2 separate regions of the Homo sapiens genome follow, and region 1 is linked to region 2. A link is a loop called in an ENCODE intact Hi-C map of the cell type or tissue named here. Cell type or tissue: PC-9. All regions are shown on one strand. Links, peaks and the distances in the headings refer to the core of each region. The heading gives the core; the rest is flanking DNA.

What was found. A loop is a pair of places that touch in the nucleus more often than their neighbours do. Peaks named below come from ENCODE experiments on the same cell type or tissue, not always from the same donor. Only the 100,000 strongest peaks of a DNase experiment are listed, where the experiment ranks them.
Region 1: it touches region 2 in a loop (2.4-fold over the local background); 28 of 110 quality-filtered maps call a loop at or near these places.

What each region holds. Positions count from the first base shown.
Region 1 is chr18:9,341,862-9,354,739 of GRCh38, reverse strand. All of the region lies in intron 2 of TWSG1 (twisted gastrulation BMP signaling modulator 1), which reads right to left. Among named protein-coding and RNA genes, the nearest start is that of TWSG1, 14 kb to the right of the region's middle. RefSeq lists an enhancer at 5,699-5,868. In PC-9, for the core only: no CTCF peak of the experiment used is centred there; no DNase peak of the experiment used is centred there.
Region 2 is chr18:9,499,646-9,512,523 of GRCh38, reverse strand. All of the region lies in intron 1 of RALBP1 (ralA binding protein 1), which reads right to left. Among named protein-coding and RNA genes, the nearest start is that of RALBP1, 31 kb to the right of the region's middle. In PC-9, for the core only: no CTCF peak of the experiment used is centred there; a DNase peak (open chromatin) is centred at 6,273; H3K27ac peaks cover 1,037 bases.

The DNA of each region.
Region 1 (12,878 bases), core at 2,851-10,850, 160 kb after region 2:
ACCTTGATCTAAAAAAATAGCATTTCTCTATCATAAAAAATCTGTCAACATAATTTAATCAGCGCATAATAGTACATCAATGTGCCAAAATTCAGAAACAGTGATTAAATTCTTAATCCTTTCCACACCTTGTCCACTTTCTCATTTTTTATCACCTTCATAAACTTCATCAGTTTCTATTTTACTATTATTTCAAAGTCTCCACTCCTTAAACAGAAAATACGGTAGAGTTGAAATTTAGAATCTTCTCTTTGGACTGGGTTATTTATATATTTTACTAACCTCACTATGACTAAATTTGGGTTCTGCTCAGTTGAATGGAACATGTGATCAAAACTAAACACCAAGTTCCCTGAAGTCCAAAATAAAGACTGACTCAATGCTTCCAATTATTTACTGCTACCACCTCCCCCAAAGTCCTTAAATGGGTTCTATTTAACCCTTATAGGCACTGTGCTAAGTATTTTATATGCATTGTCTTGAATCTCATAAAGATTCATGTCGTTATTATCCTTATTTTTTAAGTGAAGTCATGAAATTTATACAACTTCATTCAATTAGTGGCTAGAATTTGACCCCAGTTATGGTTAGGTATTCCTGTTTTGTAAACATTAAAATGAGAAATATAAAAGTTATTTTTCATTAAATTAACATTTTAATAATTACAGTTATTACTCTCTTAGAAAGAATAAGCCTATAATTAAACTTAGATAATTCTTTAGATTGTTTAATCAAAGGCATTATTATATCTTTCACTCTCAGTACCTGAATACAACTAGAAATGCTATTGCCCAAGTTTAATCATTGTTTGTAAAGGTAAAATTGGACTCATTGGCTAAGAGTTGCAAAACCAGTGACTTGGAATGCAATACTTAATTTTTTTTGTTGTCGCTTCAGCTGGTTAATGACTATATCTTCTGCTTCCCTAGTCTGCAAGTCACAGAGAAAGTGTGGTTGTTCCTCATGTGGAGAAGAGAAGGCTGAGAATGAGTGGTTTCATGATTTCTGTGAGTTCACACAACTGCGGCTTTGAAACAAGGTCTTCTGACTCAAGGCTTTTTCTACCACCACTGCTCTTGCATGTTAGAGGCAAGGTAATATGGAATAAGACATCTTCTATGTGTAAATAACTATGCTAGATGTTCTTAAAGTTTGGTAGACACGTTGTTCAATAATTTTATGATGGAAAAAAATTAAAACTTTACACTAAATGGTAAACTGAAATTTATACATTTGAGCTACTCTCTATTGACCAGTATGAGTATTTAGAGAGAATTTGGCAAACTGTTTTCAAAGCTTATATGAAATGAAAGTCTGGCAGGATGAAAAGTTTGAGGGAAAAATCTAATCATTCAAAATGTATTTTACTACATTTATATTAAGGAAAACCTTCAATATGACAGAGAATTTCAAATTTTTAGATGCCAGAAGACAGATTCGATCATCTTTAGAGAAGAATCTTATTCCATATACAGTCACGCTTTATCGCTTAAGGATAGGGATACATTCTGAAAAATGCATCCTTAGGCAATTCTGTTGTTATATGAATATCAGTATATACTTATACAAACCTACATGGTAGAGCCTGCTATAACCCTAGGCTATATGGTATGGCCTATTGTTCCTAGGCTACAAACCTGTACAGCATGTTACTGTTCTGAATACTGTAAGCAATTATAACACAATGGTAAATATTTGCATGTCTACACATATCTAAACATAGAAAAGGTACAATAAAAATACAGTATTATAATCTTATGTGACCACCATCATATATGTTGTCTGCCATTGACCAAAATGTTGTTACACAGTGCCATGACTATACAACTGATGCTCTGGTCAGATATTAATTATTTATGCAAAATAAATTGAGGGGGAGTATATTTATCCAAGATTAAGATTAGACTTTAAGAGTTAACATTTATTGTATGAACTCCCAAATTTCTAGGCCAGAAATGGAAACTAACAACTTGAGGAAGAATCTTATTAATATTGACTCTCAGTTACTGATAAATATTTCCATTCTTGTTGCAAAGATCTGAGAGATTTGTTAACCCTGTTGCTATAATAAAACAAGGAAACGTCATTGAAAACAACATTATATTCTAGTAAAGATAGCAAATGACTTGGACTTACAAGATCTGGTTTTAAGCCCATAAGCTGTTTGCAACCCTGAGTCTCGGTTTCCCAGTCATAAAAAAGGAATGGTGTTCCTGGATTTTCCCTTACAAACTTGGGCATCCCAATGAGATAACGAATATCAAAATGCTCCGGTGACCCAGCAATCCCATTCCTAGGTATTTACTCAAGAAAAATTAAAACATAGGTCCATAAAAAGACCCATATGGGAAAGTATCAACATCATTCATAATTACTGAAAACTGGAAACCACGCAAGGTCCAACAATCAGTGAATGGATAAACAAATTGTAGTACATCCACACAAAGGAATCCTACTCATCAATAAAAAGGAAAGAACTACCCAACACACACAATAATATGGATGAATCTCAAAGCATTATACTGAATGAAAGAAGCTAGACAGAACAAAAGGCTATATACTGTATGATTCCTTTTATATAACATTCTGGAAAAGGCAAAACTATAGAGAAAAAAAATCAAATCAGTGGTTGCCAGGGGCTGAGGCTAGGGAAAAAGCTAGGTCCAGCTACAAAGGGGGCACAAGGGAATGCTTTAGGGTGATGAAAAATATTCTCTATCTTGATTGTAGTAGTAGTTACATGAGTACATGTTTGTCAAAAATCATAAAACTGTACATCTAAAAACAGTGAACAGGCTGGGAGCAGTGGCTCATGCCTGTAATCCCAGGATTCTGGGAGGCCAAGGTGGATGCATTGCTTGGGCTCAGGAGTTTGAGACCAGCCTGGCCAATACAGCGAAACCCCATCTCTACTAAAAAAATACAAAATTAGCTGGGGGTGGTGATGCGTGCCTGTAATCCCAGCTACTCAGGAGGCTGAGGCAGGAGAATCACTTGAACCCAGGAAGCAGAGGTTGCAGTGAGCTGAGATGGAGCCACTGTACTCCAGCCTGGGTGACAAAGCGAGACTCTGTCTCAAAAAACAAAAAAACAAAAAGACAAAAAAAAAAAAAAAAACCCAGCATGGTACACTGGGGTTTCTTCATAAATTTTAAAGAAATAAACCTAAACTGAAAAATATAAAGCATTAAGTTGGTATTAAAGCAATGCAGAAGACAGTTCTAACTCTGAAAATATATTGCTTTAATTTACTTTTAACCTAAAACTGAAATTTTCTAACCAAACATAATTTTTTTCAAAGAAACATAAAATAATGCTAGTGAAAATGTAAAACACAAAAGTTGTATATACCATAAAATTGTTAAAAATAATCTAAACAGAGAATAAAAACCAGAAGGAGCTATATCAAAATAGTAAGAGTAGTATGTGTTTGGATAATAGGACTAAGAACGTTTTACTCTTTTTTTCTACTTCTCTGTATTTTCTGAATTTGGGGGTAGAAAATATATTTTTATAATAGCAAATAAACATTTAATTTATTTGGATATTATGACTTCTTAAGATCCAGTTTAATTAATGTTTGAACAATTACAAAAGATATTTAAAAACACAAACTGAGGTTCTTAAATTAAGGAAACTAAGTATTTATAATGTCTTGAGCTAAAAAACAGAAATGTAGGAATAAATCTAATTAAGTATTTACTTGCATATTGTGTAAGCATAAGTAATCAATGAAGCATTATATTATACCTATGCTGACACTACTTTTACTTAGGTCAAATGAGTATTTTAAAATAAATAAATAAATAAATAAAATATTCAATTAGCCCCTATTCAAAAGAATAAACAATTATAATTAGATTGGGTTATAACAAATCTGTTTTGCCATAATACTCTTTAAGGAGGGCATCACATGAATCTTCAAACCCAGGAGAGAAATATCAACCCAACCTCATTAGCATGTTGTTCTTTACAAATTCTAACTGATTGGTAAACTTTTGTCCTGAAAATAACATACACTTGAATGAATCAGTATTGAAAAGAGTACTTATTTTTGGCTAAATAAGTCAGCATACAAGTTCATGTATATATATGAATTACCAAAATATATCAAACAGTGCCTCTTTCTCACATAAACCTAGTAACAAACATTTAGATGCTAATCCTACTTACTGTACAAGTCCCCCAGTGAATTTCTTTAAAAGAATCCAGCTGGAGTGAGTTGGGAGTAGGTACAGATGAGACTGACCACATGTTGATCACTGTTGAGGCTGAGTAATGGGTAAATGGGGGGGTTATTTTACAATTTTTCCTACTTTATGTATGTTTGAAAATGTCCGTGTGTCCCAGTGAAATCCTCATTTTGTTTTAACAATGCAACAGGTGAAACAACTAGTGAAAATAAATTTTAATCTCCATTTATATATTAGCAGCTACTATAACTGCATTAAACATTTGGAGGGAAACGATGTATTCTTTCTTTAAATTATATCAGGCCTAACTCATTACATTTGAACATTAATTTCAGAGATTTTCATGGGGTGTTAACTGAAGCAAAACAGGACAAAAATAGGTTAGCGCCACAACTTTTTTTTTTTTTGAGATGGAGTCTCGCTCTGTTGCCCAGGCTGGAGTGCAGTGGCACGATCTCGGCTCACTGCAACCTCCACCTCCTGGGTTCAAGCGATTCTCCTGCCTCAGCCTCCTGAGTAGCTGGGATTACAGGTGCACGCCACCATGCTCGGCTAATTTTTGTATTTTTAATAGAGACGGGGTTTCACCATGTTGGTCAGGCTGTTCTCAAACTCCTGACCTTGTGACCTGCCCGCCTCAGCCTCCCAAAGTGCTGGGATTACAGGCGTGAGCCACTGCACCCAGCCATGGCACCACAACTTTTAAGAGCAGGAAAATGGGATGAAGAGGAAAGAAACAATTTAGGAAAATAATGTTCACGAGAGAAAAGAGAAAACATTTTACATTGTAAACCAAAATATTACTAGTGTACTAACAAATCAAGATAACTATAGCAAGAGACTAAAGTTGAATCTAATTTGCACTGATTAAGAAAAAAAGAAGAAAAAGTTAATTCTTTAGTTTACTGTAATTAAGGAAGCCCTAAACTTACCTGAACTATTTATTTTTAACTTAAGACAAAATATACTTTTAAAAGCTAGAATTATTAATGAGAAGTAAACTATTTTAAAATTCCAACTTATTTCAGAAAACTTAAGATTTATTTAATAACTAAATCAATTTTTAGAATAAAAAAGCAGACTGTCAATTTAGCACATAAAAGAGCTAAATAAATGTTCAGACAACAAAGTACTAAAATGATGCATTATCTCTGAACCCAATTTTGAATATTTTCATGAAATACAATGTTTATGTCATCCTAAAAACTATCATAAATATTAGCCAAAGTACTCACAAGTTAATATAGGAGTTTTTCCACTCTTAATACAAAATGGGACTTGAGATTTCTGGGGTATAGCATAATATTGATCCAAATTTTAAAAATTATTTTCACAAAAGCAGCAGGGGAAAGTAGTAAAGATCTTCTTAAAGGAAAATCCCATATTACCAAATTTTTTTTTTCCTGAAACAGGATAACTAAACCCCTCATTATATGAGCAAGGAAGTACACCCAAGATGAATTTTACTTTCTTGATGTTTAAAGTTAGATTTCTTTCCTGTTAGAAGCACAAAATAAATATTTATATAGGGACCACCTTTAGGCACAGCAACTTGTAGGAGTGGCAGGAATGACTGTACTGCTTTGCAACCATGCTGGTAAAAAATATTTACATAAGAGCTTCCAGGGAAAATTTTTCATACTTAGTTATAAGTGTAGAGGATGCAATATAAACAAATGTTCTAATTTATCCTCATAGTACATCAGTTCAACATTACAAATGTTCAAACTAAACCAATTTAACAAAAAGAAACCTAAATTCTCTCTACAAGGGAACTAATATCTTTTTATAAACTTTTATAGCATTGCATCTTTGTCTTTCTTAAAGTACTTATCTTCCACCTTATTGTATTCATTTCTGTACATCTTCTGCAAGTTTAAGGAGAAAAGCAGCTCTCGTTATCTAAAATGTCAATGTGCCCTGTACTTCGCAGAACATGAAAGTGGAATTTTAATAACTCAGTATGTTGGAATGGAAAGCAAAGCCACAACAATGTTTAACCTTTTCAGGTTCACCAACTGCTGTGAGAACTTCCTGACAGCTGTGGACCTTTTCCCCAGAAAACTGTGCACAGGCAATTTTGAATATAACCTTGGGGATCTCCTGAATATAATCCGGGGGATACCCCTTAAGAGGTCCAGGGCCCCAGTTAACAATCACTGGCACATGAAATACCAAGAGCCAAACCATTCTTCAACTAAAGAGAACAGGGATAAAAAGAGGATGTTCAAGTTCAGGTTTCTATCAGATCAGTTAGGCTACTCCCACAATAGACCAAAAAGACAAGAACTAGGCATCTACTGACCATCTACTCATGTCCAATCACAACAAGAAAATCAGCCAATCAAAATAAACAAATAACCAACAATTCTCTTCAGGAAGATGATTAGCCTCAGAGCAGAGAACACATTCCAGCATCAAGGCCTTCCTTATCCCCAAGTGTTCTCTGCTGTAAGTCCAGTCTGTAAGTCCTATCTAAATACATGGATCTCCCAACCAGGTTTTATTGCCTCATTCTTAATTATATATTGACAACCAAAGAAATGTATACATTTGAAGAAATCCTGACACATAAAAAAGACATAAAAGAAAAAAAGATCTCGAAAGAGATAATCCAGGTAACAGAGTTGGGGGAAGGGGACACACACCTCCTCCACCAGCAAAAAAAATTCCAATAAGTATCCTTGAAGACACTGAGGAAAATAATGCATCCAAAAAAAACAAGTAAATAATATTAATAGGAAAAATTAACAAGCAATAAATAAGAGCTCTTGAAATGTAAAAGTTATTGCTAAAATTAAAAAATTCAATAGAAAGAGTCCAAAGGTAAGGTCAGGAAATTTCCCAGAATATAGAGTAAGAAGGTATGATGGGATAGAAAAGAGCTAATATGCTATACAGAAGCAATGAACAATCCAAAAATGAAATTAAGAGAATAATTCCACTAACAATAGCATCAAAAAGAATAAAATACTGATAAATAAATTTAACAAAAGAAATGTAATACACAGAAAACTACAAAATATTGTTGAAAGAAATGAAAGAAAATCCAAATAAAAGGAAAGGCACACATGTTCATGAAACAAAGACATAATACTGCTAAGATGGCAACACAGTACTCCCCAAATTGATCTACAGATTCAATGCAATCCCTATTAAATCTTAGCTGGCAATACCAAAGCCACAATTCATGAAAGAAATAAATGATAAGCTGGACTTTATTGAAATTTTAAACTTCTGCTCTGCAAAAAATACTCTCCAAAGAATCAGATGACAAGCCATAGACTAGGAGAAAATATCTGCAAAAGACTTTTCTGATAAAGGACTGCTATACAAAACATACATACAGAGACCTCAACAATAAAAAAAGTAAACAACCCAATTAAAAAATGGGCCAGAGATTCTTAACAGACACCTCACCCAAAAAGGTATACAAATGGCAAATAAGTATAAGACGCTCTCCATCATATGTCATTAGAGAATTGCAAATTAAAACAATATGATACCACTATATACCTATTTAGATGGTGAAAATCCAAAACACTTAAAACACCAAATGCTGGTGAGGATGTGGAGCAATAGCAACTCTCATTCATTGCTGGTAGGAATGCAAAATGGTACAGCCACTTTGAAAGACAGTTTGGCAATTTCTTACAAAACTAAACATAGTCCTACCCTACAACGCAGCAATTACACTCCTTAGTATTTAGCCAAATGAAGTGAAAACTTATGCCCACACAAAACCTGCACATGGATGGTTATAGCAGCTTTATGTTATTTTATAGGGACAGGGTCTCGCTTGGTTATCCAGGCTGGAGTGCAGTTGTGTGATTATAACCTACTGTAGCCTTGAACTCATGGGCTCAGCCATCCTCCTACTGTGGCCTCCCAGTTAGCTAGGACTACAGGTGCACACCAGCACTCAAGACTTTTTTTTTCTTTTGGTAGAGATGGGGGTCTCACTACAATCTTGAATTCTCAGCCTCAAGGGACCCTCCTGCCATGGCCTCCTAAAGCACTGAGATTATAGGCCTGAGCCACCATGCCTGGCTAAGCTTTATTCATAGCTACTAAATCTTAGAAGCAATCAAGATGTCCTTCAATAAGTGAATGGATAAACAAACTCTAGTACATCCATACTAATCAGTGAGTGCAATATTAATCAGTAAGTACATTCATACAATGGGATATTATTAGGTAATAATAAGTGATAAAAATAAATGCATTATCAAGCCATGAAAAGACATAAAGGAAACTTAAATGTATACTGCTAAGTCAAAGAAGCCCCTTTTAAAAGGCTACATTCTGTATGATTCCAACTATATGACATTGTGGAAAAGGCAAAACTACAGAGACAGTAAAAAACATCAGTGGTTACTAGGGGACTGGGGGGAGGTAGGGAGGGATGAAGAGGTTGGCTATGGGGATTTTTAGAGCAATGAAACTATTCTGAATGATACTGTAATGGTAGATACAAGACATTATGCATTTGTCAAAACCCATAAAAATGTAAAACACAAAGAGTTAATGCTAATGCAAAGCATAGATTTTAGTTAATAATAGCATATCAATATTGGTTCATCAATAGTAACAAGTATACCACACAGATGCAAGATGTTAATAATAGAAGAAACTGGGGATATGTGGGGGGAATGGGTATATGGGAACCCTTTATACTCTCTGCTCAATTTTTCTGTAAACCTAAAACTTTTCCAAAAAATAAAGTCTATTATATATTTTTTTAAGATCCCAGCTGGCTTTATTACAGAAATTGACAAGTTGATTCTAAAATTCATATGAAAATGCAAGGGACCCAGAACAGCCTAAGCAATCTTGAAAAAGTACAAAGTTGGAGAACTCAGACTTCCTGATTTCAAAACATACTACAAAACTACATAATCAAGACAATGTGGTACTAGCATAAAAATAGAGATATAAACCAATAGAATAGAACTGACAGTCCATAAATAAACCGTTTATGGTGAAATGGTTTTGAACAAGGGTGGCAATATAACTCAGTGGGGGAGAAATGTTGCTGGGACAAGTGGATATCCATATACAAAATAATAAAGTTGGATCCCTACTTCACTGCAGGCTTGAACTCCTGGGCTAAAGCGATCTTCCCACCTCCATCTCCCAAAGTGCTGGGATTACAGGTACATGCCACCACACCTGGCCTAAAACTCTAAAATTCTTAGAGGAAAACATACAAGTAAATCTTTATGACTTTGGCTTAGGTAATGGTTTCTTAGATACAACACCAAAAGCACAAGTAACAAAAGAAAAAAACAGAAACATTGGATGTCATTAAAATGTAAAACTTTTGTGATACAAATGATACATAGTAGTTGAAAAGACAACCCACAGAATGAGAGACAATATTTGCAAATAATGTATCTGACAAGGGTCTTGAGCCCAGAATATATAAAGAATTCTTACAACTCAACAATAAAAAGACAAGCCAATTTTAAAATGAGCATAGGTTCTGGGTTGGGCATGGTGGCTCACACCTGTAATTCCAGCGCTTTGAGAGGCCAAGACAGGACGATCACTTGAGACCAGGAGTTCAAGACCAGCCTGGGCAATACAGTGAGACCCCCCATCCCTATAAAGAATTTAAAAATTTTAAAAATTAGCTGAGTGTGGTGGCACATACCTGTAGTCCTAGCTACTCAGGAGGCTGAGGCAGGAGGATCGTGTTGGCCCAGGAGTTCAAGGCTGCAGTGAGCTATGATAGAGCAACTGCACTCCAGTCTGGGCAACAGAATGAGACTCTCGTCTAAAACAAACACACACACACAAAAAAGAGCACTGGTTTTCAATAGGTATTTCCCCAAAGATATACAATAAGCTAACCAGACATGGTGGTGCATGCCTATAGTCCCAGCTACTTGGGAGACTGAGGTGGGAGGATTGCTTGAGTCCAGGAGGTTGAGGTTGCTGTTAGCCGTGATTGCACCACTGCACTCCAGCCTGGGTGACAGAGCAAGATCCTCTCTCAAAAAAAAAAAAAAATACATACATACACACACACACACACACACACACACACACATGCATTCACTAAGCACATAAAAAGATGCTCAACATCATTAGCTATTAGGGAAATGCAAATCATAACCACTCCACAAAGGTGCTACAATAAAAAGGAAAGATAAGTGTTGGTGAGGCTATAGGGAAACTAGAACTCTCATACACAACTGGTAGGAATGTAAAATAGTGCAGCCACTTTAGAATAAACACTTCAGCAGTTCCTCAAAATGTTAAACACAGAGTTGCCATATGGCCCAGCAATTCTACTCCTAGGTATATACAAAAGAAAAATTAAGAGATACATCCAGGGTTGTCTGTAGCAGCTCACACCTGTAACCCCAGAACTTTGTGGGGCCAAGGCAGGAGGATCGTTTGAGGACAAGAGTTCAAGACCAACCTGGGCAACATAATAAGATCCTGTCTCCACACACAAAAAATTTTTTTAATTAGCCAGGTATGGTGGCACACACCTGTAGTGCTAGCTACTTGGGAGGCCAAGGTGAGAGGATCGTTTGAGCCCAGGAGTTCAAGGTTACAGTGAACAATGATTGCACCACTGCCTGTGTGCACAGGCAGTAAACAAACCTGTGTAACACAGTTTATCTCTTAAAAAACAAACAAAGATACATCCACACACTGAAACTTGAATATTCATAGCAGTATTATCTACCATAGCCAAAAATATAAGTAACTCAAATATCCTCCAACCAATAAATGGATAAATAAAATGTGGTATGCCCATTCAGCAGAATATTATTTGACCAAGGAATGAAATACTGAATATGTTACAACACACAGGAACCATGAAAACATTATGCTCAATGAAAGAAGTCAGACACAAAAGACAAGGTATGATTCCATTCATATTAAATGTCCAGAACAAGCATGTAGAGAGAAAGTAAACTGCCTAGGGTTTGTGGGGAGAGAGAATAGGAAATGACTTCTAAAGGGTATGGAGTTCCCTTCTAAAGTAATGAAAATGTTCTGAAATTAGATTGTGGTGATGGTTGCACAAGTCTGTCGATATGCCAAAACCACTCAATTGTACCCTTAAATGGGTAAATTTTATAATATATGAATCATATATCTCAATAAAACTGTTTTTTAAAAAAAATCTAACAGAGAATCCATCTTAGATTTATACTAATAAGAGTTCCAGAAAGAAAAGAGGACACTATACATAATTATATATTATACAAAAATATAGTTATATAAAACGTATATATTATATATGTATGTATGTTAGGACAAGATATATATATATATATATATATATATATATATATATATATATATATATATAACAAAAAACAAAACAGGGCATTTCCTAGTCTTTGGCTCAAAACTGATCCCCAAAAGACTCACAAGATACCAAACAGAATGAATGAAAAGACCAACACTAGACTCAACAGTTTAAATTCCATAATATGAAGGCTAATGAGATGATACTAAAAGTTTCTAGAGAGAATAACAAAGTTACCTATAGAGAATAAGAAACAGACTGGCATCAGACTTCTTATTGGCAATATGGAATGCTATTAGATAATAGAGAAATGTCTCCAAAGTTCTGAGGGAAAAGAATTTAACATAGAATTCTGTATTCAGGCAAACCATCAGTCAGGTGAAAGGTGAGAATAAATACATCTTCAAGACATGCAGGACCCAGAAAGCTTACTTTCCACACAGGCTTTCTTAGGAAGTTACTTGAGGGCATGTTGGGACAAAATAAGGGTTACTGTTAAAAACAACAAGATACGAAATCCAAGAAACACTGGAACCAACTTGGGAAAGTAATGATGGAAAGTCACCATAAGACAGCTTGCATCAGACCTAGATTGCAATCAGTTAAGTCTGGAAACATCAAGACTGAAGGCTCCATTTGGGAGGAAAAATACATTAAGTACTTAAAACAATATAAGGTGCTAATGATTGATGATACAAGGTAAAGAAAGATAATTAGAAACTCAAGAAAAACAAAATCATTCAAGAAGGGAAATGTAATCATAGTACCTATGTGACTACAGTCAACAGTCAACAATATTTATATAATCATTACAATATAAACATGGTTTATTGCCAGTTTTAGAATATACCTGTAAATAAAGCATTAGAAGATTCAAATAGAGTTACAAAACAGAGAAATAAGGTTAGTAATTACCTATAGTGCACTCACGTGCCAGGCATTGCTCTAAATACTTTACACCTAATCCTCACAATACTCGCACAGTATGGTTATTATCCCTGCTTTACAGATGAGGAAATTGAGGCATTGAGAGATTAACTAACTTGCCCAAGGTCATACAACCAGTAAGTGGCAGAACTGGATCCAAATTCAGATAGCCTGGTTCCAGAGTTCATACGCTTAACCATTATACTATGCAGCCTCTCAGAATGTAGATGTTATCAACCTTGACAATATAAAAGTAAAAGTACAGGTAACACTCCGTTCCCCACAGATTTTGATGCAGCCCATCAGAATTCCAAAAGTAGCCCATCAGAATGCCAAAAGTAGAAAATTTCAAGGGCAGTACTCATAAATGCAAGGGAAAAAACTGATTTCTTTGCTTTCTATGATGTTAAACATGGTAGCTTCACATGATCTCCCAAGACTGGAACCCAAACAAACCCTCTCTTCAATTCCCTCAAGAAATG
Region 2 (12,878 bases), core at 2,770-10,769:
TGCATGCAATTTTATATGCAGCTCATGTATTGATAATAACTATATTTTTGTACTGCAGTTATGCTAAAAGAAATGAAGGAACCCTCATTTAATCAATCCTAAAATACATGCAAAATAGTTTTACTACAACAGATGCTACAAAGGACAAATGTAAGAGGAGTTCAAAATTTGTTTGCATTTTCTCCCTTCTTTAGGATGGTAGGTACACAGTCAAAGTACTGCGTTTGAAAGTTACTTGGATTAATTCTTATTCCTCTTTAATGTCATTATGATATTCATTTGAAATACTATCAGAATCACTTTTTCTCTTTGCGCTCATTTATTTTTTTTATTTTTTTTGAGAGATGGAATTTCGCTCTTGTTGCCCAGGCTGGAATGCAATGGCGCAATCTCGGCTCACTGCAACCTCCGCCTCCCAGGTTCAAGTGATTCTCCCGCCTCAGCCTCCTGAGTAGCTGGGATTACAGGTGCCTGCCACCACACCCGGCTAATTTTTTGTATTTTCAGTAGAGACAGGGTTTCACCATATTGGTTAGGCTGGTCTCGAACTCCTGGCCTCAGGTGAGTCACCCGCCTCGGCCTCCCAAAGTGCTCGGATTACAGGTGTGAGCCATCGTGCCCGGCCTCTCTTTGCACTCACTTTAAATGTTAACTTTACAATTTAAAAAATCCACAAGCCATAAGTGACAATTCTGAGACCATAAATAAAGTCAAAGGACAAGCAAATGTGGAAAAAAAAAAGTTGCAAATTGGGAGAGGTAATTTCTTTAAAAAGCAAAGAGTTATTAACAAATTAATGAAAATAGCAACAAATTAAGAGAACCAGACAAAGGATGTGAACAGGCAGTTCACAGAAAAGTGGCTAAAAAATGAGTGGAAACAATGTTCAACTTCAATTATAATTTTTTAAACAATGAGCTATCACTTTTCTAATGTAAGAGTGGCAAAGTACAAAATGGCACATATAAGATCCATTATGATGGTAAGGATAGAGGAAACAAGACTCACGAGAACACCTACTAATGGTAGAAGTATAACATGATCCTTTTTGAAAAGCAATCTTATCGTAGCTATTAAAATTTTAAATCTATTCTCTTTGATCCAGAATTCTGCTTTTAGGAAATTATTCTTCAGATATACTTTCACAAAAATGCAAAGATATATGCAAGAAAATATTCACTGCAGTACTGTAAAAACAAAAAACAAGATAATCTAAAATGCTATCAATAGAATACTGATTAAATTATGGTTTATCCAAATAGGCTATAAAGTCACACACACACACACAGTTTCTGAAAACATGTAAGAAACGGTTAATTACTGTTAACTCTTGGAAGCGTCAGAAGGGTAGACTTTATTCTAACACTTAAAAAAATGAAAAGGGGCCTGGCACGGTGGCTCATGCCTTTAATCCCAGCGCTCTGGAAGGCCAGGGTGGGTGGATCACTCAAGCCTAGGAGTTTGAGACCAGCCTGGGCAACACGGCGAAACTTTGTCTCTAAAAAAACAATACAAAAAATTAGCTGGGCGCATGCATGTTCTCACTCATAGGTGGGAACCGAACAATGAGAACACTTGGACACAGGATGGGGAACACCACACACTGGGACCTGTGGTGGGGTGGGGGGAGGGGGGAGGGATAGCATTAGGAGTATACCTAATGTAAATGATGAGTTAATGGATGCAGCACACCAACATGGCACATGTATACATATGTAACAAACCTGCACGTTATGCACATGTACCCTAGAACTTAAAGTATAATAAAAAAAAATTAGCTGGGTGTAGTGATACACGCCTATAGTCCTAGCCACTTGGGAGGCTGAGGTGGGAGGATCACTTGAGTTCAGGAGATGGAGGTTACAGTGAGCTGAGATCGCACCACTGCACTCCAGCCTGGGTGCCAGAGTGAGACCCTGTCTCAAATTAAAAAAAAAAAAAAAAGAACAAGCTGTTTTTTGATCCTGTAAAAATTATGTAACATTAAAAATCATGTTGACAATATTTAATGATGTGAGGAAAAAGCAATTTTATTTACAGCATATCAATTTAAATATATAAATATATGTATAAAATAACAGCATATTAATAACAATTATCTCTGGATTTAAGATTATGACTGATCTAAACTTTTTTTGTTTTTCTGCATTTTATAAATTTTCTACCCAATATGCACTATTGCTTACATAACCAGAAAAAAAAAATATTAAAAACAAAAAAGTTTTCACTGAAGGATCAATAAGCATCAGTATAATTCTGTTTTTCTTAATGGGCCCTGACTTTCGGCTATCATTTGGTTTTTTGTTTTTGTTTTTTTGAGATGGAGTCTCGTTCTTGTTGCCCAGGCAGGAGTGCAGTGGCGTGCTCTTGGTTACTAAACCTCTGCCTCCTGGGTTCATGTGATTCTCCCACCTCAGCCTCCCGAGTAGCTGGGATTACAGGCACCCACCACCACACCTGGCTAATTTTTGTATTTTTAGTAGAGATGGTGTTTCACCATGTTGGCCAGACTGGTCTCAAACTCCTGACCTCGGGTGATCCACCAGCCTTGGCCTCCCAAAGTGCTGGGCTTACAGGTGTGAGCCACCATGCCCGGCCTTGGCTATCGTTGTTTTTTTTTTTTTGTTTTTTTTTTTTTTTGAGACTCACTCTGTCGCCCAGGCTGAAGTGCAGTGGCGCGATCTCGGCTCACTGCAAGCTCCGTCTCCTGGGTTCAAGCCATTCTTCTGCCTCAGCCTCCCGACTAGCTGGGACTATAGGCGTCTGCCACCACACCAGGCTATTTTTTTTTTTTTTTGTATTTTTAGTAAAGACAGGATTTCACCATGTTAGCCAGGATGGTCTGGATCTCCTGACCTTGTGATCCACCCGCCTTGGCCTCCCAAAGTGCTAGGATTACAGGCGTGAGCCACCAGGCCCGGCCTTGGCTATAGTTTTTTAAAGTGCATTCCCTTTTCCTATTAATTGAAGTTTTGACAATCTAAGAGTTGAGAGTTTAAAAGGACCTAGAGTTCAACAAGGTAACAGGAACTATACATTAGAGATGAGGAAACTGAGCTCAAGTCCATGGAAGCTAAAACACAACTTGTGGGGCAGGCGCACAGGTTTACACTCCAGAAAAAAAAAATTGCTTATAGACATATCACCCACACGGATACCATGTTATTGTATGCTTCTCTGTCTTTGCTCATTCTCTCCCAGGAATCCAGCCTTCCTCTCAATATTTTTGCGTGGCTAATTCATACTCATCCTTTAACACTAGGCCTACAATTGGGCATGATTTTGTAGATGATGGAAACATTCTAAATTTGGATTATGGTGATGGTTGCAGAAACCCATAAACTGGCTAAAAATCATTAAATTATACACTTCGAGTGAGTGGATCTTATATGAGTTCTACCTCAATAAAGCTGTTTAAAAAAATCAAGCACTAGCAACACTTCTCCAAGAATCCTCCCTGGTGACCCACCCCATCCAGTATAAGCCACAAATACTCCTTTTCTGTGTCCTAGAACATCCTGAACATACCTCTTCACAGCACTTACCATACTGTATTTCAATTACATATGCATGTGTTCACCTTGCTAATGGTGAGCTCCAAAATTTAACACTACCTATGGCACACAGTAAGTAGTCAAATGTTTATTTAATAAACTAATTGGTATCTTTTCTGTTCTCAACATATTTACTGCTGATGAGACAAATATTAGAAGAAATGAATCTTGCCCTAAGCCTTAAGTTCTAATTCAGGAAATAAAGGGAATCAACAATTTATTTGAGTTCCTGTGGCTTCTGGAACGTTCACATACATTAATTTAGCTAACCCTGTGAGAAAAGCAGTATTTTTCCATGTTTATAAACAGAGAAAGTAAGGCTCAGAGAGCTTAAATAACTTTCCCTAAATCACATAGCAAGTAAGAGATAAAACTGGGATCTGTTTGACTCAAAACACTTTTTTTTCACTGAACCACCCTTCACGTATACACACAAAGAAAGGGAATAAATACATTTATGCCAGGAGGAACAGTGTGGTTAAAGACACACAGGAACATTTGGGACTTATTATGAGAATGGGGTGAAGACCAGCCTGACCTGGGCAGTTCTTGCTAAGAAGTAATGGAAAAGACATTAAAAGATAAGGTGGGCTCAGACACTAAATGTCATGTTGAGTTCAGACCTGGTGTGGGAGTCATTACCAATTCCAAAGCCAGAAAGTGACAAAACTGGGGCTAAGAGAGGAGTAAGGGCAGGAATACCAGCAGCAAAATGCCAGGTGGCTTTTGATCATTCACCCCTACAACATTTGTAAGTTATACTATACTACATTTCCATGTTCTCCTGGTACACAATTATTTTTGTTTCCATACTAGACTGATAAAGACAATTAGACAGTTTTGTTCATAAAGTATTTAATAGATTATCTGACAAAAGCTACTCTAAAGAAATATTTATTGACTTGTGCTATGGACTGAATGTGTCCCCTCAAAATTCATATATTGAAACTTAATCCCCAAGGTGATGGTATTAGGAGGGGGGGCCTTTGGGAGGTGACTAGGTCGTGAGGGTGGAGTTCTCATTAATGGGATTAGTGTCCTCTTATGAGGACACTCCCTCCTCCTCTTATGAATTCACCACCTCCACCCACCACATGAGAACACAGCAAGAAGGCCAGGTCTATGAACCAGAAAGTGGGCCCTCAGCAGACACTAAATCTGTCAGCATCTTGATCTTGGACATTCCAGTCTGCAATGAAAAGCAATAAATTTCTGTTGTTTATAAGCTACCCATGTTATGGTATTTTGTTATAGAAGTCTAAACAGACTAAGACAAGTTAATTCATCTAGAGCTGAAGATAAGTGGAGCCACTAAAGGCAGACATGAAGGAGTGAGAGTCTGAGTGCATGACGGTTTAGTAAGAAAGGAAGAACAACATGTTTGCATTAGGACACATTGTTTGACCACTGGGGAGCTATAGCAAGCCTAAACTTCACTGAAGAAAAGGGCAGAAGAGAGAGGTTTCAAATGGTCCATAATAAAATTTAAGTATAAATATTCAAAGGCAAGAAAACAAACAACAAAAATCAGAAATTCTTATTTCTGAGGCAAGAGGATACCTGGTGTAAATTATTGAAAATTTGAGTAAAGATTATTTATCCCTATTCTTCCTGGTACGTACAACTAAAATTCCCAGATCAGATTGAAAAGAAAAAAAGAAGAAGAAGAAGAAGAAACAAAAAAAGACTCTGAAAGGTAGACAGAAGGAGGCAGACCGGTTCAGTACCTCAGGATAGGAGGAATATGGTGGTGAGTTCTCAGAGTTTTCTTCTATCTCACACCATAGACTTGGAATGATAGAAGCTGGGAAACCCAGAAACACCAACAAGCATAGACAAAAACAGAAGAAAAACAGCTACAGTAATCAGGACAGTAAGGTGTTGCAGTAAGAACAGATAATAGATTGGAGGAACAAATAGAAATTCCAAAAAGAAATGCACACGTGTATAGTTAATTGATTTTCAACAAAGGTTCCAGAGGAATACAATGAGGGGACAATCTTTTTCAACAAATAGTGCTAGATAAGCATATGAAAAAAATTGAAGCTCCACTCTCCATGTCATATCATGTACAAAATATAATTCATCATAAATTACAGACCTAAAACTTAATAGCTAAAAACTATACAACTTCTAAAAACATATTTTTGAGGGCTTTGAGAGGGTAAAAACTTCCCAGACATTACCAGAAAGCACTAACTATAAAATTAAAAACTGACAAATTGGACTTCTGCTCATCAAAAGACACTATTAAGAAAATAAACAGGCCAACCACAGTCACTCATGCCAGCACTTTGGGAGGCCAAGGCAAGAGGATCACTTGAGCCCAGGAGGTAAGCTGCAGTGAGCCATGACCACAGTGCACTTCAGCCTGGGTGACAGCGGGAAGCCTTGTCTTGTAGGGAAAGAGAAAGAAAAAAAGAGAAAATGAACAGTCAAGCCAAAGACTTGAAGACTACATTTGTGTGTGTGTGTGTGTGTGTGTGTTGTGTGTGTGTATCTGACAAAGGATTTTATTTAGAATAATAAAAAGATAAAAAACCCATAAAAAAATGGGCAGAGTTGAACAAACAGTTTACAAAGGAAAATATAGTATGAAAATTGATCATATGAATTGGGTCACTTGTCATACCCAAATAAAACTGAGTCAAGAAGCCAAGAGGAAAAAGCACTCTGGGCACACACCATTGCTCCAAGAATGTAATTTTCTGCCAGCCTGGCCGCTGAAACTGCCTGCTGTAACCTGAAACTAGTTTTATCTAATCACTTCCGAAACAACCTGCTGCCACTCTAAGACTGGCTTTACCCATCTGGTCACTCACCACTCAGAGACTGTCAGTCCCCCAAACCTTACTAGTGCGATGAACTTTCTCACAGAGCAATATATAACATTTCTCTTTTTAAAAATAAAACCCCTAACCTTCTCTTTGTTCTTGGGACACAGCAAAGACCATCAGGTCTGTGTGAGTATGCCCTGAATTGCAATTCTTGCTTCCCAAATAAAATGTTTTAAACTTAGAGATTCATCTCTATATTTTATTTCATTTTGACATACTGATGGTTAGTAAGCCCAAGGAAAAAAATCAAATAAATGCAAATTAAAATTAAAATGAGCTATCAATAGACATCATCTAGAATGGCTAAAATTTAAAAAGAACAACAATCCCTAACACTGGCAAGGATATGGAGCACCCAGAAGTCTCACACATTGAGACCTGGAAAACTGGCAGTATCTTCACTTAAGCATATCCTTCTATATGACCTAGCAATTCCACTCCTTATTTACCCAAGAGAAATGAAAACAAATATTCACAAAAAAAACCCCACTTATCATCAGAGTAACTTTATTTGTAATAGCTAAAACTAGAAACTAGAAGCACCCACATTGCCAACAAACAGATGATTGGATTCATATAAGGGAATACTATTCAGCATTTTAATAAGAAACAAATAATCCATATATACAACAAAACATAATTTCATAAAATAGCATAAGAACACAATAGAGTACATAATATATGACTGTATTTATAGTAAGTTCTAGAACAGGTAGTCACCTAGGTGTCAAAAGAATTTAGAACTGTGGTTACTAGGGTGTGGAGAAGAGGCAGGGGTTGAATATGAAGTAGTAAGAGAGAACATTCTGTGTTGATGGCCATGTTCCTATCTACATCGTAACAGGCATGCGGGCTATAAGTATGTATACATTTGTTAAGACTTATCAAAGTGTACATTTCACTAAATATAAATTATATTTCAATAAAAACTCTGAGAAGGAAAATAAAGGGCCATGAATGCCTTACAGAGATGTGATCATAAGCCATTAAAAAATATGGATGTTGGCCAGACACAGTGGCTCACGCCTGTAATCCTAGTGCTTTGGAAAGCAAAGGCAGGTGGACTGCTTGAGGCCAGGAGTTCAAGACCAGCCTGGACGACATGGTGAAACCACTTCCCTACTAAAAACACAAAAATTAGCCAGGCGTGGTGATGCATGCCTGTAATCCCAGCTTCTTGGAAGGCCGAGGCACAAGAATCAGTTGAACCCGGGAGGCGGAGGTTGCAGCAAGCCAAGATGGTGCCACTGCACTCCAGCCTGGCTGAAAGAGAGAGACCCTGTCTCAAAAAACAAACAAAAAAGAAAAAGGACTTTCCTTTTCAAATATGGACCTGACCTCATGAAATTTCAGAGCACAGGGGATAAAAAGATGACACCAAAAGTGTCCCGTGGGTGAGGGAGCTGGGGAATCAGCTTACATTCACACCCAATATCACTATTTCCAATCATTCCAAAATGAAAGCATGTGGCTGGTTCCTGTGTAAAAGAACAATATCTCTCTAGAGAGAACTGAAGATTAAAAAAATTACTTCTGCAATAGCAAAAAGTATTAAAAGTATAAAGCAAAAACCACATATCCAGAATTTTACTTTAGAACCAAAAACAATCGTACATTTGAAAATGAATATTTCAAGTAAGAAGTACAGTTATGACAGTTACAACTGAGATGAAACAGACAAAAAGTTCACAAAACTAGACTCAAACTTAACTAAACAATTGTTTAAAAACATTCACTTCTCTGAAGGACTAGGTTATACATTGTTCTTAAAGTAGTATTTTCTGCTCCTATGCCAATATTAATCAGCACACACAGTAAGAATCAGTCACGCATGCAAGAGGACAAAGCAATATAAATAGAGAAGAAAGAAATTAAGTAAATTAATGTCTCCTGAAATTAGCTTTCAAGAATAAACCTACTAGTTTATTAAACTTGATACTATCTAAACATAAAAAGGCCTATTCCAGAAAAACAATAACTTGCTTAACTAGTTTACGAGTTAAACAGATTCAATATTTTGTAAACATTCTTTATCAATAAATATCAGCCTTAAGTTCACTAAAAGCAACCTTTCCTCACTTTTATAGTTTTAAAAAATAATCTGTAAATTAAAATTCTCTAATCTAGAATTGTATAAGGGAATCCAAATATTGACTTATCAATACCTTATACACTGAACACTAACCAGTATTAAAAGATTATTTGGAAATGTTATATTTTGTAAGCACTGTTTGCAGGCACAATACATTCTTGTTCTTCCCACAATAAGGAAATAAATTTGTCCCAGAATTTAAGTACAAGAGTGTCCTTTGAGAGGACCACTGAGCACCCCTCATGATAAATGAAGAGAACTGTGACAATGCATCTCATGAAATTTCAGAGCACTGGGGGTAAAAAGATGATACCAAAAAGTGTCCTGTGGGTGAGGGAGCTGGGGAAGCAGCTTATATTCACAGGATCAGGACCAATATGCCAACAGAAACACTGGAAGCTTAAAGACATTAAAGTATCTTCAAACGCTGAAAGAAAATTAGTTCCAACAATCATTCAAGTGTATAGTTAACTTAAGTATCGGGGGAACCCGCCCCCAATATTTCAACGTAGGTTCTTTCTATTTTCCATAAGTGTTGGCTGGCCGTGAAATAAAGAGAAAGAGTACAAAGAGAGGAATTTTACAGCTGGGCCGCCAGGGGTGACATCACATATCAGTAGGACCGTGATACCCACCTAAGCCTCCAAACCAGCAAGTTTTTATTAAGGATTTCAAAAGGGGAGGGAGTGTACAAACAGGGAGTAGGTCACAAAGATCACATACTTCAAAGGGCAAAAGGCAGAACAAAGATCACATGCTTCTGAGGAAACAGGACAAGGGCAAAATCAGAACTCCTGATAAGGGTCTGTGTTCAGTGGTGCACATATTGTCTTGATAAACATCTTAACAGAAAACAGGGTTCGAGAGCAGAGAACCGGTCTAACCAAAAATTTACCAGGATGGAGTTTCCCAATCCTAGTAAGCCTGAGTGTACTGCAGGAGACCAGGGCGTATGTCAGTCCTTATCTCAACCACATAGGACAGACATTCCCAGAGCAGCTGTTTATAGACCTCCCCCCAGGAATGAATTCCTTTCCCAGAGTATTAATGTCAATATTCCTTGCTAGGAAATGAATTTAGTGATATCTTCCCTACTTGCACGTCCATTTATAGGCTCTCTGCAAGAAGAAAAATATGGCTCCTTTTGCCCAACCCCACAGGCAGTCAGACCTTATGGTTGTCTTCCCTTGTTCCCTAAAAAGCACTGTTACTCTGTTTTTTTTGGTTTGTTTGGTTGTTTTCTGAGACAGAGTCTCGCTCTGTCACCCAGGCTGGAGTGCAGTGGCGCGATCTCAGCTCACTGCAAGCTCCGTCCCCCAGGGTTCATGCCATTCTCCTGCCTCAGCCTCCTGAGTAGCTGGGACTACAGGCGCCCGCCACCACGCCTGGCTAGTTTTTTGTATTTTTTTTTAGTAGAGACGGGGTTTCACCATGTTGGCCAGGATGGTCTCAATCTCCTGACCTCGTGATCCGCCTGCCTCGGCCTTCCAAAGTGCTGGGATTACAGGCGTGAGCCACCGTGTCTGGCCTACTCTGTTCTTTTTCAAGGTGCACTGATTTCATATTGTTCAAACACACATTTTACAATCAATTTGTACAGTTAACACAATTATCACAGTGGTCCTGAGGTGACATACATCCTCAGCTTACAAAGATAACAGGATTAAGAGATTAAAGTAAGACAGGCATAAGAAATTATAAAAGTATTATTTGGGAACTAACAAATGTCCATGAAATCTTCACAATTTATGTTCCTCTGCCATGGCTCCAGGTGGTCCCTCTGTTCGGGGTCCCTGACTTCCCGCAACAAATAAGGTCATTTTCAGACTAATAGTCTCAAGAAATTTACTTTCCCAATAATTTACAATCCCAATAATATACTTTCTCAATAATTCCTACAAAAACAAGGCAGTAAACAAACAGTAGGAAGACTTGATTGAGATTCAACCCTAGAGTGCAGCAAAGGGAAGTCCCCATAAAAGCAAATCTGTGACCAACTAATCCACAGTGAAGCATGAGGAAGAAGAGCTCCAAGGAATGATGGAAATTAGATACATCTGACCACGTGGAAAGCAACAATAAGACATGTTAAAGAGCCACTGGAGCTTTGGGGATAAATTTTTCATATAGGCTGGGACGGTGGCTCACACTGCTAATCCCAGCACTTTGGGAGGCTGAAGAGAACGGATTGCTTGAGCCCAGGAGTTTGAGACCAGCCTGAGCAACATAGCGAGACCCCTATCTCTACAAAAAATTTAATTAGCTGGGCATGGTGGCACCTGCCTGTGGTCCCAGCAACTTGGGAGGCTGAGGTGGGAGGACTGCTTGAATCCAGGAGATCGAGGCTGCAGTGAGCCATGACCTCACCACTATGCTCCATCCTGGGCAACAGAGCAAGACCCTATCTGAAAACAAACAAACAAACAAAACAGTAAACAAAGCAAATGAAAATAAGAAACAACTATCAACTCTAGGAGAAAGAAAAGTTAGATGGGAAAAAGAATCTGTAGTCCCCTGTTCAGTATTATACAATATTTATCTAGTTATCATAATGATAACATGAATACTGACTTACACACTGTGAAATGGTCATATTGGAGGACTGAACACAGGGAACTAGGGCAAGGGTATAAGAAACCTAAACCCTCATCTATCGTAATACCTAGTTAATAGACAACGTCAAAAACTGGTATCTCAAGAAATAGCAGTTTATTATTAGAAAAAAGGAAACAAATAGCAAAAGAAACACCTAAAAGAAAAAAAAAAACCTAAGACTGAGAGAGGTGCAAGGATGAGGCAGGGAATAGTGTTTTCCTTTTTAAGTCATTTATTACTGTGTTGGGGGCTGTACCCCCCAGGACTGGTGATTTGCTAGAAGGATTCACATAACTCAGCATATAGTTTGTACTCACAGCTAAGATCTACCATAGAGAAAGAATACAAAACAAAAAAAGCAAAGGAAGAAGCACATAGGGTGAAGTCCAGAGGAAATCAGACACCAGCTTCCTAGGTCCTCTCCAGCTTCCTAGGGTCCTCTCCCAGTGTGTAAAGCTGGACAGGTTCAATCTCTCCATCAACAGTTAACATGTGTGAAGTGTGGTCTACCAGCAGCTCATTAGATATGAGGAGCACATTCTCTTTTTTTACATTTATAAGCTGAAATGGGACAGAAATAATCCTTCAGACTGAGCAGATAAAGTTTAAAAGATTTCATATCAACAGTGAAATTCTTCTCATGATAATATGTTTGAGGTTTATGACCGGGACCCATTAAATGCAAACTACTCACATATACAGGCTCAAAAATAATTTCTCATGTACATTCCACAGAGCAATTATTATCCAATTTAGTAGCTGTATAATTAATCCTTTCATATCTATTAACTTTGTTTAGGCTTGTACTCTAATCAAGATTTTACTCTTTATTTGGGTTATTTTCTGTACCCTTCTTCTATACCGTGAGACTTAATCTTTATTTTAGCTTCTGCCCTACTCACATGCTTCAGACAAGATATGCCGGTATAATCAGTTTAGAAAATGTGAAATTCTCAAATTCATTATAATGAATATGAATGTATGAATGCCCTTTTCATGCTGACGACAACTATTAAAAGATTAATCGACCGGGTGGAGTGGCTAGTGCCTATAATCCTAACACTTTGGGAGGCCAAGGTGGAAGAACTGCTTGAGCCCAGGAATTCAAGATCAGCCTTGGCAACATCATAAGACCCTGTCTCTACAGAAAATAAAAAATTAGCCAAACGTGGGCCAGGCATGGTGGTAATCCCATCACTTTGGAAGGCCGAGACGGGCAGATCACTAGGTCAAGAGATCGAGACCATCTTGGCCAACATGGTGAAACCCCATCTCTACTAAAAATACAAAAATTAGCCGGGCGTGGTGGTGGGCGCCTGCAGTCCCAGACACCTGGGAGGCTGAGGCAGGAGAATCACTTGAACCTGGGAGGCAGAGGTTGCAGTGAGATGAGATCACGCCACTGCAATCCAGCCTGGTGACAGAGCGAGACTCCATTTCAAAAAAAAAAAAAAATTAGCTGAGTGTGGTGGCATGTGTCTATAGTCCCAGCTACTCGGGAGGGCTGAGGCAGAAGAATTACTTGAGCCCAGGAGGTCGAGGCCATAGTGAGTTATGATGGCACCAGCCTGGGCAACAGCACAAGACCCTGTCTAAAAAAAAAAAAAAAAAAGTTTTTAAAAACGATTAATGACAAGAAAGTAGGAAAATTAACAAATTATTTTCACCCGGATGGTAGAGCCTACTATACACCTAGGCTATATGGTATGGCCTATTACTCCTAGGCTACAAACCTGTACAGCATGTTACTGTACTGAATACTTGGTATATAAACATACCTCCACACAGAAAAAAGTACAG